Regions from separate parts of the Mus musculus genome. Here region 2 is linked to region 1. The links are chromatin contacts, found by Hi-C or POLR2A ChIA-PET in ENCODE. All regions are on one chromosome and are shown on one strand. Each heading gives the region's core, a stretch centred on a gene start or an enhancer-like site at or near the end of the contact. The rest is flanking DNA. Distances are from core to core; before and after follow the strand shown. Region 1 holds the start of Arhgap32 (Rho GTPase activating protein 32). Region 2 has its middle 35 kb from the start of Arhgap32.

Evidence for each region. Hi-C counts contacts between places; a loop is a spot of excess contacts on that map. ChIA-PET counts read pairs that join two places held with the same protein, here RNA polymerase II (POLR2A).
Region 2: a loop to region 1 is called in a map of left cerebral cortex, with 1.9 times the contacts of the local background. The contact joins the enhancer-like site here to the promoter of Arhgap32 in region 1. A Hi-C loop is called at or near these places in 4 of 37 maps with a recorded cell type or tissue (adrenal gland and left cerebral cortex). POLR2A ChIA-PET finds 5 or more read pairs at or near these places in 3 of 5 experiments (all embryonic stem cell).

What each region holds. Positions count from the first base shown.
Region 1 is chr9:32,030,989-32,037,813 of GRCm38, reverse strand. Arhgap32 (Rho GTPase activating protein 32) reads right to left here and starts at 5,511. Exons shown (of 23, transcript NM_001370958.1): 1 at 5,082-5,511.
Region 2 is chr9:31,994,561-32,000,870 of GRCm38, reverse strand. No RefSeq gene overlaps it. Among named protein-coding and RNA genes, the nearest start is that of Arhgap32, 35 kb to the left of the region's middle. Within about 2 kb of position 3,175, at least 1 of the 3 ENCODE cell types and tissues checked has a DNase peak (open chromatin) inside an H3K27ac peak, as active enhancers do.

The DNA.
Region 1 (6,825 bases), core at 4,262-6,761:
TCAGTATTTGGGATGCACATCCTATTTCTAAACTGTAAAATTAGCCAAATACTTAAGAAAACAGTTTAATATCGAAGTCTCTAAACAATAAGATAGTAATAATAATAACTTTTATTATTTTAACGCCAAAGAGATGTTACAAAAATGTTACTGCGAATCCTAAGAAGTAGATTACAGAGTCCACACAGGGACAGTTATCTTCCCTGGCCTAATTAAAACAGGTCTTTCTCACACATCTTTCCTTTAAAAAAAAAATGCCAGTACTAAAATAGAAGTGGTGTTTAAAGTTCACCTAGCAAGCCTGCGCAGATCGCTAGGAAATAACCAAGAAGCAGGACCTCTGAAAAGCAGACACATTTTCCCCTTTTCTCTTAATTATCTGATATATATTTATATTTAATAAATATGTATTCGAATATATAGGACATATTTTAAATTATTCATTGTTAGCTCCTAACTAAACTAACAGTTTCAGTATAAGAGGAAACTCTATAAAATTCCATGTAGCATTAATACTCAAGGAGAAAAAACTCTAAAATCTGTGCTCAAAACTATTACAGCATTTGACACTAGAATTTACAGCTATCCTGTTCACTTACTGAGTGTTTACTGTTTTCTCAACATTATCAAGATTTGACAGGCATCATTCATTTAATCCCCAGGACAACTTCCTAAAGCAGACAGACAGATAGTGACTATACCATTTCCTAGTTACAATGGAGGCACCCAAATCACCAAGATATGCCAGAATGCAGGACCAAATGTTATAAATATCACAATGAACATTTAAACACAGGTATATCTAGCTCTAAAATAAAATTTAGTGCTGATCCACAAGTCAGAACTTAGGCTGTGACAGAAAACAACACCTGAGCTAATTACAGCAAAAAAAAAAAAAAAAAAAAAAAAAAAAAAAGTCCTAAATCAGGGGCTGACAAACTTTCTCTGCAAAGTGATTAGATGATAAGGACTTTAGGGTTTGCTAGACTCACTGCCTCCAGAAACAATCAGCTCTACTGATGGATGCCAAGTCGGCCATCAACAGCACATAAATAAATGTGACGGTATCTCAGTAAAGCTTTTTCTTAGAGTACTGAGAATCAATCCCAGGGTCTTAGCAAGCTAAGTCAGGGTGCTATAATTGAACCACTGAGTCAAACCCCTAGCTCCCAACAATTTTTTAAATTTTCTACAACAGAGTCACTCCTTGGTCAGCAAGTCCCCTTCTCTTAGCTCTTGAGTCATTCAGGTCTGTAGCCAGCATTGTACCAATCCCAACCTAAATTATGCAGAGGGCAAGAGAGATGACTTGGTCAATAAAGAACTTTCCATGCAAGCGCGAGAAGGACTCAAGTTCAGATCTCCAGAATATACATTAAAAAATCCCTGGGACTCACTGACTGTCAGTCTAGTCAATAGTAAGCTCCAGGACAATTAGAGACCCTCTCTCAAGAAAAATGATGGACAGCTCCTATGAAATGATACCTAAGGCTGACCTCTGCCCACCATACACACAGACACACCTACACAAACATATACATCTATAAATGCATACAAACACAAACTTTGTTTCTTAGAGTGCTAGGGATCAAACCCTGGGCCTTCAACTGCTAGGCAAACACACTATCTTACATATGTAATATCCTTATGGCTTACATACTCTTACTTGTAAAATTCTTGAATATTCCCTGTCTCAAAAAAAAAAATTCTTGAATACTTTGAATACTCTAAAGAAACCCAAAGTCAAGCCAGGCGTGGTGGCGCACACCTTTAATCCCAGCACTCGGGGGCAGAGGCAGGCAGATTTCTGAGTTCGAGGCCAGCCTGATCTACAAAGTGAGCTCCAGGACAGCCAGGGCTACACAGAGAAACCCTGTCTCAAAAAACAAAACAAAACAAAACAAAACAAACAAAAACAAAGTCTCAACTCACTTAACTTTTCTGAGAATAACAAAAAATTCTTAAAAGTCCAAAGATAGTTTTTGCATAAGACTCTCCTCAAAAATATGTATCAGAAGAGCTTAGACCTAGAAGAAATCTAACACTTCCTGTTCTTTATCTATATTGTGTAAATCACTTTTAAAATATTTTTCAAAAGCTAGGGATGGAACTCAAAGATAGAGTGTTTATTTGCCTAGCATGCATTGGATCCCCCGGGTTCAACTCCTTGTACAACAAGAAAAGTCAGATTAATAAAACACTGTGGCAGGCCTCCTTAGCAGGTGAGGAAGAATGGTATTCAACACTGTGTGTATTAACAGTGCTCTCTTCCTCATGACAGCTTTCACAAAGCATTGCCACATGCTTTCTGTCACCTGACCCTTCACAACTGTATAAAGGCAGTACACGCTTTCCCACACATAGTTCATATTCTTAAAAACAAAAATTCTGAAATGACAATTGTGCCCCAGGAAAGTAGGATGCTATTGTGTTGGTCAGTTTTGTTTTGCCAAATTGACATAAAATCACCTGGCAAGAAGGAGTGCCTCTATCGGCTACCCCACGGGCATGTCTGTGAGGCCATTTTCCTAAGTAATGTCTTACAAACAATGCCACCACCAGGCATGTAGTCCTGGTTTGGTTATAAGAAGAAGGACAAGCCACGGGGAACAAGGCAGCAAGCAGCATTCCTCCCACTATCTTCTTCAGTCCCTGCTACCCTGTTCCTGCGATGGCTTCCCTCAGTTTTGGACTATAAGCTGGAAGAAGCCCTTTCCTCTCCAAGTTTATTTTGAGTCATGTTTTATCACAGCAACAGAAAAGTAACTAGAACAGAACTATAGCCATGGCCTATCTTCAAGTCCACTTGCCTCTTGACTGCTTCCATGGATACCAGATTACATGTTCATTGGTTAAACCCTTAAAATTCTCATGGATGCTAGTCTTAGCCTTTAAAGATGCTATGTTTAGTCATTTTCTTTTGCTACTGTCTTATGAAGAAAAACATCTGCTAGTCCCTGACATTTATTAAATTCATCTATAAGAAACAGTGAGTCTATATATACTATGCAGATAATATGCCCAGTCAGTTTAGAAAGAGAATATTCTGATGGAAAACCCATCTGATGGAGATGGAGCTCAGATGGTACAGTGCTGGCCTAGCATGCACAAAGCACCATATAAATGGGGTCTAGTGATCTAAACATTAATCAGAAAGTGGAATCAGAATTTGATGGTTGTCCACTGCTACAGATCAACGTTGAGGCCAAGCTAGAATCTCCAAGACCTTGCCCTAAGAAATGAAGGAAAAAGTCACCCAAAGAGGAAAAGGCAACAATAAAAACATCTTCAATATAAAAGCAAAAGAAACAACGAATTAGAAAGAAGTGGAAACGAATTCGTTGCCATTAACGTCTCAGCCCAACTGTGGCTAAGCTTCTGGTGACTGAAAAATAATGTGGGGTTGGGAAAGGGAAATAAAAGGAACATAACTACTACTGGAACTCAACCCGACATCAAAGGCTCTAATGACAGCTGAGCCTGCCTTGCTGGTTCTTAGCCTCTCCCTCGGAAACAAAACTGTTATATAACTGACCACGGTTCTCCAACTAACACTTCCTCTCTGTCCCACATACGTTGTTGCCCCCACCCCCACCCCGTGTCACCCTGCCCCCATCTCCATGGGCAGGATCATAAGCAATCTAGGCTGCCACCATAGCTCCAGCTGGACAAGCCTCTGTCCAAAGTGCTGCTTTATTCCAGAGACTGCCACACAGAGCACGATAAGAACGGATTAACTGGCTTAAGCACAGTTCCAACCTCACTTCTGGTCCTGAGGAGCAGCTCCACCATAGCTATCTTTAGGATGAATCAGATTCCAGACATCCCTGCTAATGGGAATCACATCACATCAGCATCCCTCATCTTTACAAACAACCCGATGAACAAGAACATTCAGCAAGAGGGTTGAACTCTTGAGGCTGTGCTGTGGCAACTGCTGCTCCTGATGCCTTCCCACTCAAGGCCAAGGAACAAATGTAGACGTCAGTTCATTCAATAATGAAAAAAATGCATTCACCAACCACAAGCATCATTACTCAAAAATATTCCCACAAACCCAGTCACTGAATCAAACTAAGCAGTTTGTGGACTTCAAGGGCCAGTTACGACAAGCACCGTTTGCCTTTTCTTCTTCCAATAGAAACACACAAATAATGGCAGTGTTTACATAAGCAACCAATGTATCAGAAAAGTTCTGCCCATTCAGATGCACTTAAAAGGTCTCAATCTGCGCCAAATAAAACTCTGAAAGAATGGAAAATAAAAGAGATGCTGACAACAGTGCCACGGCCCAGCTATCCATGTAGCATCATGCAGTGCCTCGAGCAGTTTACAGCTTGACTGTAGTTCTGCATACGATCAAGATTATAATTATCCCAATTCTATTTCCTAAAGGATAACTAGGAGACCATCCCAAGCATCCCGAGATGGGCCTCCTCCTCCCACCACTTTCTCTAAGTCTCAACTGCAGGTAAGGATCTAAAGGATCCAGACTAAAGCTAAGAAATCAGGTCTGATTTTCTCCCTCCAGTGTCCTCTACGCCAGGCACGAAACCTTTAACATAAATATTTACTCTAGTCAACAAAATGGGTAACGCAGTACGCGGGAGGTGACGAGGGAAGCCAGGGGGAAGAGAGAGGCACTAAGTCATCACTAATGTCCAACTGAAACAGCAACTTCAACCAATTAGAATAAGAGGAGAAACTCCACTGGAGTCCCAGGGAGCGGAGACCGCTGGCTCCGCTGCCCCTACCCGCGCCGGGGTTCCTCCGGGAGCAGCCGGGTCCCCGTGGAGGGGCGCAGTTGCCGGACTCGGCCTCGGGCGGGAAGCGTCGCAGCAGGCCCGGAGGCCGTCGGAACGCCCAGTTCGCCGAGGGATGCTAGCGAGAGGTGGCGGGCACGCAGTTCTGTCGCCCCGGGAGGCGGGAGAGACCCGAGATGCCCCCAAGAGCATCCTATCGCAACGTGCACGCCCAGAAGCACCGGTGCCGGCCAAGCTAGGAGGCCCCGCAGCCCTGCCCGCCGCGCGGCCCACGTCAGCGGCGCCCCCGGCCAGCCCGCCCGCCCGCCCGCGCCTTACCGAGCCCCGCGGCCCCGCCGCGCCGCCGCGGCGTCGCTTCGCGCCGCTCTCCGCTCCGTGTCTGCCCTCCGCGGGCTGGGCCCGCCGTCCTCGTCCGCCGCCGCCGCGCCTAGCGCCGGGCCGCCCAGGGCCGCCGCGGGGGCTCGGCCGGGCGCCCCCCGCGCCAGCGCCTCATCCCGCCTCGCCGCCCCGTCAGGCGCGGGGGCGCCGGCTGCGGGCCGCGGCCTTGGGTCTGCACCTCAGGCAAGCGGCGCGCTCCCCTTCCGCGGCCGTCACGACCCCCGGGCCGCCGCCGCCGCCGCCGCGCGCTGCAGAGCCCCCTCGCCCGCACGCCTCGGGTCGCCCCCGCCCCGCTGGTCCGCGCCCGCTTGGCCTCCGCCTCCAGCGCTCCGCCTCCTCTGCACCCGCGACGCCCGCAGCGGGAGAAGAGGCGCGCCACCGCGGCCGCGGGCACGAGCACGCGCGAGGAGGGCGCAAGGAGCGCGCGCACGGCCGCCTCGCGCGCATCGAGGCCTCGCCTGCTGTTGTCCCGGGAAAGCATGTGCACGGCGGGGGGCGCGGCTGGGGGCCACTTGGAGAGGAAGAGGGGAGCCGAGTGGCCGCCCTGGGGCTTGCACTTTGGCTGTCCTCCCCTCGGCCTCTGTGTCCTGGTGGGGGGGCAAAGATTCCAGAGCCGCCGCAGGAAAAGGCATCGTCCGAGACTACGGCAGTGGCTTCTCTCCTCCCACTGCTGACCCTACAATCCTGTCCCTGCACCCGGGAGGGAAGGGGTCGTTGCCGCTAGGCAGGAGATCCTCCGCCCGTGCTCTCTGCTTGCTTGGAGGCTAGAATGAACTCGCACCGCTTATATTTTGGAATTGAGGGGCAGGGTGCCTGAGAGTTCCCTCAGTTAGCTTCTTCATCCAGAGTTCTGGACCAGCAAATTCAAAGTGGTGTAGCTGAGGAGAAGGGCAAGAAAGGGTGAAAGAGTAGGGAACTTGAAGGTGCGTGGTAAGAGACGGATACAGAGGGACTCCCTAGGAATCCCCTGACTGGATGCCATTGCCCTTGATTCTTCCATGGTTCTTTTGTTCCGCCTCCGAAGGCTGAACAGCACTTCCACCTGCAACGACCATCAGAATGACAAAATGCAGGAGAGATAGCTGGATAGTCTGATTTTCCTCTACCGCAGCTTCCATCATCCCCCTCTCCCCCTTTTAATCTATATACCTTTTAGTCCTTCTGACTCGTTCCATATCGAAATGTTGGGGGCAAGGGGAGCAGTTAACCTACGTAACTTGCTTTTATGTTTAAGCCTATTAATGCCAAATACTGCATCATCTAATGTCACTGCAGTGATTGGGTCCACTCAGCATTTAGTCATTTCAGTGGGAGTCATTGAATGTAAAACATGGCCTTGACCGCAATTAGCTGAATTTCAAGGGCACACACAAACCAGGATTTTACCACATCCTGGGGAGAAATTAGAGAGTGTACAGTAATGAACATGTATGGTAATTCCATTTTCCTGACAGTGTCAGTAGAACCAACGTTACTTTAGGGTAAATAGCCTACATGTTTTCTAGCATAGAACCAGGAAAGCTGTGGAATGTGAATGGCAGAGACACAGACTAGGATGGGAAACATCAAGAAGCCATGTTTGGTAGATGAACCTCAGCCCTCTACTGGAAGAAGGATCTTAGGGGTCTTCTTGAAGAGAAGGTAAACAAGGAACTCTGAAAACCTGAAATTGAATTTTCTTTCT
Region 2 (6,310 bases), core at 1,926-4,425, 35 kb after region 1:
TGGTTGGGTTTTCTCCCCCCCCCCCCCAAAATCACACTGTTCAGCACAAGGGCATAATTAAATTTAATTTATTGTTTGATTGCTTTTTTTTTTTTGGTCATGACAGGGTTTCTCTGTATAGCCCTGGCTGTTCTGGAACTCACTCTGTAGACCAGGCTGGCCTCGAATTTAGAAATCCGCCTGACTCTGCCTTCCAAGTGCTGGGATTAAAGGCGTGCTCCACCACTGCCTGGTCCATTCTAGCTCTTTAAGTGAGGAAACTGGTCTGCACAAGATACCATAGTCTGAACCTTGAGCCGTGGCAAAAGCTGATCAGGAGAAAAGGAGCGGAAAATCCTGTATGAGCAGTAGAAACACTGCAATGCAAAATGTCTGCAGTTGCCTCCAATCTGAACGGATTCAGGAGTGTTCACTGGTTCATAGTGTGATGGTATAGACTATACAGAGCTGTGCATGTTGAATATGTACAACCAAGGCTGCAGTGAGCTTGCTCTATGCCATGTGGGCAAACACTGCCAGAAACAACTCAGATTGATTTTAAATAAGTAAATAAATCTTTTTTGTCGTGTGTTCAGAAACTTTTTGCTATTGGTGATTTTTTCTCACAGCTCCTGTATTTGGTTGGACGGCTTTCTATGGGGATACACCCCATACGTTAAAAAGCTGAGCCAGGCTGGGCTGTGGTGGCAAACACCTTTAATCCCAGCACTTGGGAGGCAGAGGCAGGCAGATTTCTGAGTTTGAGGCCAGCCTGGTCTACAGAGTAAGTTCCAGGACAGCCAAGGCTACACAGAGAAACCCTGTCTTAAAAAAACAAAAAGAAAAAAAAAATCAAAAAACAAAAAAACCCCGCTGAGCCAGCTAGTGTTTTGGACTTCAGGCAGTGAATTATGAAATGCTGTTGTTAGCCAAGACCCTAAGGGGTGGGGCTAAGAGCCTGGGCCTACCAGTCTGCTGAAGAAATCTCACTCTGTGTATGAGCCTTAGAGACAAACACTTTGACCTCTCTCAGTCTCCTCCTCCTCCTCTTCTCCTCCTCCTCTTCTTCTTCTCCTCCTCTTCCTTCCTCTCCTCCTCCTCCTCCTCTCCTCCTCCTCTTCTCCTCCTCCTCCTCTTCTCCTCTTCCTCCTCTTCTTCTTCTCCTCCTCCTCCTCTCCTCCTCCTCCTCCTCCTCTTCTTCTTCTCCTCCTCCTCTCTCTTCTCCTCCTCCTCCTCTTCTCCTCCTCCTCCTTCTCTTTCTTCTTCTCCTCCTCCTCTTTCTCCTCCTCCTCCTCCTCCTCTTCTCCTCCTCCTCCTTCTCTTTCTTCTTCTCCTCCTTCTTCTCTTCTCCTTCTCCTCCTTCTTTCCCTCCTCCTCTTCCTCCTCCTTCCTCTTCTTCCTATTCCTCTTCCTCTTTTTCCTTCTTCTCTCTTCTCTCTGTCTCTCTGTCTCTCTCCTTGTTCCTTCCCTCTGTCCTTTTTTTTTTTTTTTCCGTTCACTACTTTTTAGCCTTAGGTCTTGCTCATGCTAAGCACATGCTCTACCACTGAATTTCCAGCACAGCCCTCACATTCCTCTCTGTTCCTCTGTAAGCTTTTTGGGCTTGCAGAGACGGTTCCACCTTTGGGAGACTGTTGTTCTGCAGTGAAACAAGTCAGGCCAAGCCTTTGTGTTCTTATCAGTTCATGTTTTATGGCATTCCTTAATTGTTAACACTTCTATAGGAACTAAGTGGCAAAATGTCACCTGAGAGTAATAGCATGCCCTGGAGTGAGTGAAGAAAGAGCCTTTGTCAAGGCAAGTGAGATCATCCCAGTTTGTCCCTTGAGAACTTTCTCGAGTCTTGCACCTGCATTGCCACTGGGCCTCCCACTCTGAGGCCCTTAGAGAGCCAGTGCTGGATTATTCTATGACTTTATTGCGCTATGTCTTGGCTGGTTTTATGTCAACTTCACACAACAAGCTTGAGTCACCTGAAAGGAGGGGCCTTCAAGTGAGAAAATGTGATTAATTAGTGATTGGTGGGGGAGGGCCCCGCCCAACATGATAGTCCTGGGCTTCTACAAGAAAATAGGGGAGCAAGCCATTAAGCAGCATCATTCCATGGCCCATGCATCAGTTCCTGCCTCCAGGATCTTACCTTGTTGAATTCCTGTCCTGACATCCTTAGATGATGAACAGTGATGTGGGAGTGTAAGCCAAACAAACCCTTTTCTCCCCAGATTCATTTAATCACAGTATTTCATCACAGCAATAGCAACTGAGACACATTGTAATTTATGCCCAAATTGCCTAATTGGAGCCAGGTAAGTAACTGTACTCTCAGCTGCTCTTGAGACTAAACCAGGAGTATCCCTTGAGCCTGGGATTTAAGGCTAGCCTGGTCTACAGAGTGAGTTCCAGAACAGCCAAGACTACACAGAGAAACCCTGTCTTGAAAATCAAAAGAAAAAGTGTTTAAACATTTATATTCTAGAATTTAGGTTTAATTGATCTTTACCAAACTCCTTTGTGCCATTAATGGTACAAACCCTTGGCACCATGAATATATTAACACACTTTGATTCCCAGGGGCAGTGGCTTCACCCTTAGTAATAATGGTCCTGGCATGTCTGGATGAGGGTGAAGGGAAACATACAGATTATCTCTAGAAACTCAAAAACTCAAAAAGTATATAAACCTGTCCAAGAGTCATTAACACAGCTTGAGAGTCCATAGCTGGGCAGACAGTAGCAAAGATGGCAGCTGAGAGAAAGAAACAGATTACAGCAGGGGAGTCGTGAGGCTGAGGTTTCCTGGACGCACGGGAGAGTGGGGAAGGTTACAGAGAAGGGAAGGCTGCAACGCAGAGAGGTGGTGGGGGCAGGAACAGCCTGCTGTCTGAAATAACACAGACAGTGTGAGTCAGCCCATGACATCCTTTACATCAGTAAGGACGGGTGTGGCCGGCCGTCCTCCTGCTCACAGGTAACCAAAGGGCACAGGAGCTTGGAAAAGGCGGCAGCCTCCGGTGGCAGGGATGCAGCACAGTGCTGACACCGTGGGCTAATTCCAGCGCAGACTAGCAGACAGCAGGGCCTCTGTCTGGGGGACTACAGGCTGGAAAGGAGGGAAGTAAGCTCGGAGCTATTTTTAGTGCCGCATCACAGTGCATAGCGGACTTAGAACGTGCCAGCAAACTGAATTCATCGGATGGAAAGGCAGGCGTGTAGCCCGCTCTACTTCCTTTCCCCTCAAGATCCCTTTCTACAGTTTGACCTACTGAGGCCTTGCTTCCTACCTCTGTGAGGAACGGTGGTTGTAAGTGGCATCCTAAAGATTTCTGTGAAAGAAAGGTTCAAAACTGGAGACTTGGAAGCAGCTGCTTTGGAGAATCAAAGAAACTAAAGATTCTTAATTCGTCAGTGTTGTAACAAATGCCCCGAACAGGCTCAGCGTGGCTGGAAATAGTGGCACAATGGAATTCAGTAGACCCTTAAAGGAAGCCACAGACAATTTTCCTTGTGCTACAGTGGAAACTCCACGCTCTCACAACACCTAAGAGCTTTCCTACCAATAAAACTAGTTTGTGGGGTATGATGTCATCAGAAAAACTCTGGTTGGCTGAGCGTTTTGCTGGCAGTCAACATTTTTCCAAGAACATTTTTGGATATCAGACCTCGGCGTATTTGGTTTTGGCTTTTCTTCCAGTATTTTCACCATAATAATAATGAGAATGTACCTCCCCCTGAGGCTGTTTCCTTCAGTATCCTTCAAAAGCGCATAGTCTGCTGTGCATACCCTCTTGGTCTGGCAGTCCCTGACTTGGTATGTGGTGGATCAAGACAATGAAGACACTTCCTCCTCCTGCCGCTAGCTTTCAGATTTTCCAGACTAGACAGAGCAACGGTGATTTTTGAAGTGCAGCCAAGAAATGTCATAACAAAGGTTGGTACATCCAAATTAAAGAAGCCCAGGAGCAATGGGAAGATTCAACTTTGAGATGTTTATTAATTTCTTGTGTGCAGTTTGTTAAGCTGGGCAGGAGGACCCTGTGCACAGGAAATCACAAACACATCAGGCTGCCATGACTGTGTGCAAGAAACACTGTGTACCAAGAACGTGCCAGTTCTACACCTGTCCCAATAAACACACAAGCGAAAAGGAGTCTGTTTTCACTGGGAAGTCAGGACAAGGACACTGAATCCAGCGAGGCTGCAGGCAGGATTGCTCCCCCTCTCTCTCTAGTCTCTGGCTTACTGAGTTCCAGTGTCTGGCTAATATGTAACTAGGACCTGGATAAGAACAGAAGCAAGAGCCAGGAGCATAGCAATTGACTGCTATCTGCAAGGGCCAGGTTCAAATCTCAGGTTAAAAAAGAAAAATCAGGTCCTGGAGAGATGGCTCAGCAGCTGAACACACTTGCTCTCCCAGGGGACCTTCGTCCAGCTTCCTGCAAGCTTGCGGGGCAGCTCACAATGGCTAGGAACTCCAACTTCAGGGCATCTGATGCCCTCTTCTTCTGATGTCCCTGGGCACCTCTCTCACACACAGAGACACATGTTTAAGAAACAAACAAAATTCAATTTAAAACCAGAAAGAGAAAACAGGACCCAGTCCTATTTGTGAGGTGAGGTACTGCTTCCCTGTAATCTCCGAGGGTAAAGGCAGGGAGGGCAAGAGCTCCAGGCAGGCTAGATAGGAAGTTCAAGGCCAGCCTGAGATAGTGAGACACTGACACAAAAAAAGGCAACGGGCAGAGACGCTAAGCAGGGTAGAGAGGGGCACTACCAGTAACTTGTCCTTCATCTTTCTTTCCATTCCCAGCCCTCCTTCTTTTCCACCTCCCTTTCTGCCCTCCCTCCCTTATAATGAATGACCTAAAAACCCCAGATGAACTAAGAAGCTTTGGATAGGAAAGTTAACTTGACCCATGACCCCTGTGACCCCTGAGGAGGCTTCTGATTAGCAGATTCACACACCAAACCTGCTGGCACCTACGACTTACAGACTGCACGGCGACTGACCCCAAAGCTTCCCCATTCCCTTCTACACAACTCTAAGCTCCCCTTCCCCCAGCCCCCATACCACATGCACACACTCTTCCGGCCTCAGGATGCAGCCTCTGCTTCTGGAGGTGCCTATCTGCTGCCTTTTATTTTTATTGCCTCTAACAATTCTGATCTAACACCTCCCTTCTTTTTGGTAAGAAATAAAAATAGAACCTTACACCTGGGGTGTAGATCACTTGGTAGATCTCTTGCCTACCAAGTTTCCTGGTTTTGATTGCCAGTACTAAGCTGTACGGGAAGGCCTTGATTGGCCCCGAGAAATTATTAGAGAGTAAGAATGTAGCATAGTTGGTGGAGCATTTACGTAATATGCAGAGGCCATTGATCCAGCCCCTATCTCTGTCATAATTGTATATAATTTTGCAGCCACTAAACTTGTGGGGTAGAGGCTAGAGGGCCAGAGGATTGAATCCACCCTTAGCTACATAGAGTTCAAGGTTGCCTGGTATTTATAAGACATCTCAAACAAACAAAGGAAAGTCTCATACAAGTCCAGAGGCAGGAGTGAGGGAGGGGTCATTTCCCAGGAGCCTGAACTGTTTGTCCTGTTCTGCTCTGCATGGGCTCTCTGTAGGGCAGCATACTGGTGCCCTCTTCCACGGGCTTTTAATCCAGCCAGTATCCTAATAGTTTCTAAAGGGAGAGGAGAGAAAGATTGTAAATCTTGCCCTAGGAGGTGAGAGGCGGATTATGTCCCTAGGTGAGATGAGGGCAGTGTGTCGCCTAACACAGCTAAGTCTTTCTCTCTGTATTTTTTGGATTTTAGAGCTGTGAGTTTCCTGAGATACAGAAGGCCGGCATTTGAGAGATGGTAAATGCTGGTGGAGTCAGAGGGACCAGCTAGGCAGAGAGGTCTGCTCTCTGCAAGTTACGCGGATCAAAGATGAGTGCAGAAGGTAACAGGTACATGTTGCTGGCCCCAGATATCGGGAAAGATGGTGTAATATCTCTGATCAACTGAGATATTTGTTTTGTTTTGTTTTGTTTTAAACTTAGTCCCTGGAGAGGACACTGGTAATTAGGCCATTAGCCACTGATAGTAACAAGGCCTTACCTAGCATTGGTCCTGCTTTCAGCCTGGGTCTTTCTTTTTTTTATTATTATTATTTTTTTCAAGACAGGATTTCTCTGTGTAGCCCTGGTTGTCCTGTAACTCACTCTGTAGACCAGGCTGGCCTCGAACTCAGAAATCTGCCTACCTCTGCCTCCCAAGTGCTGGGATTAAAGGCATGAGCCACCACTGCCCAGCCTAGCCTGGATTTTTCTTGTCCTACCTACCC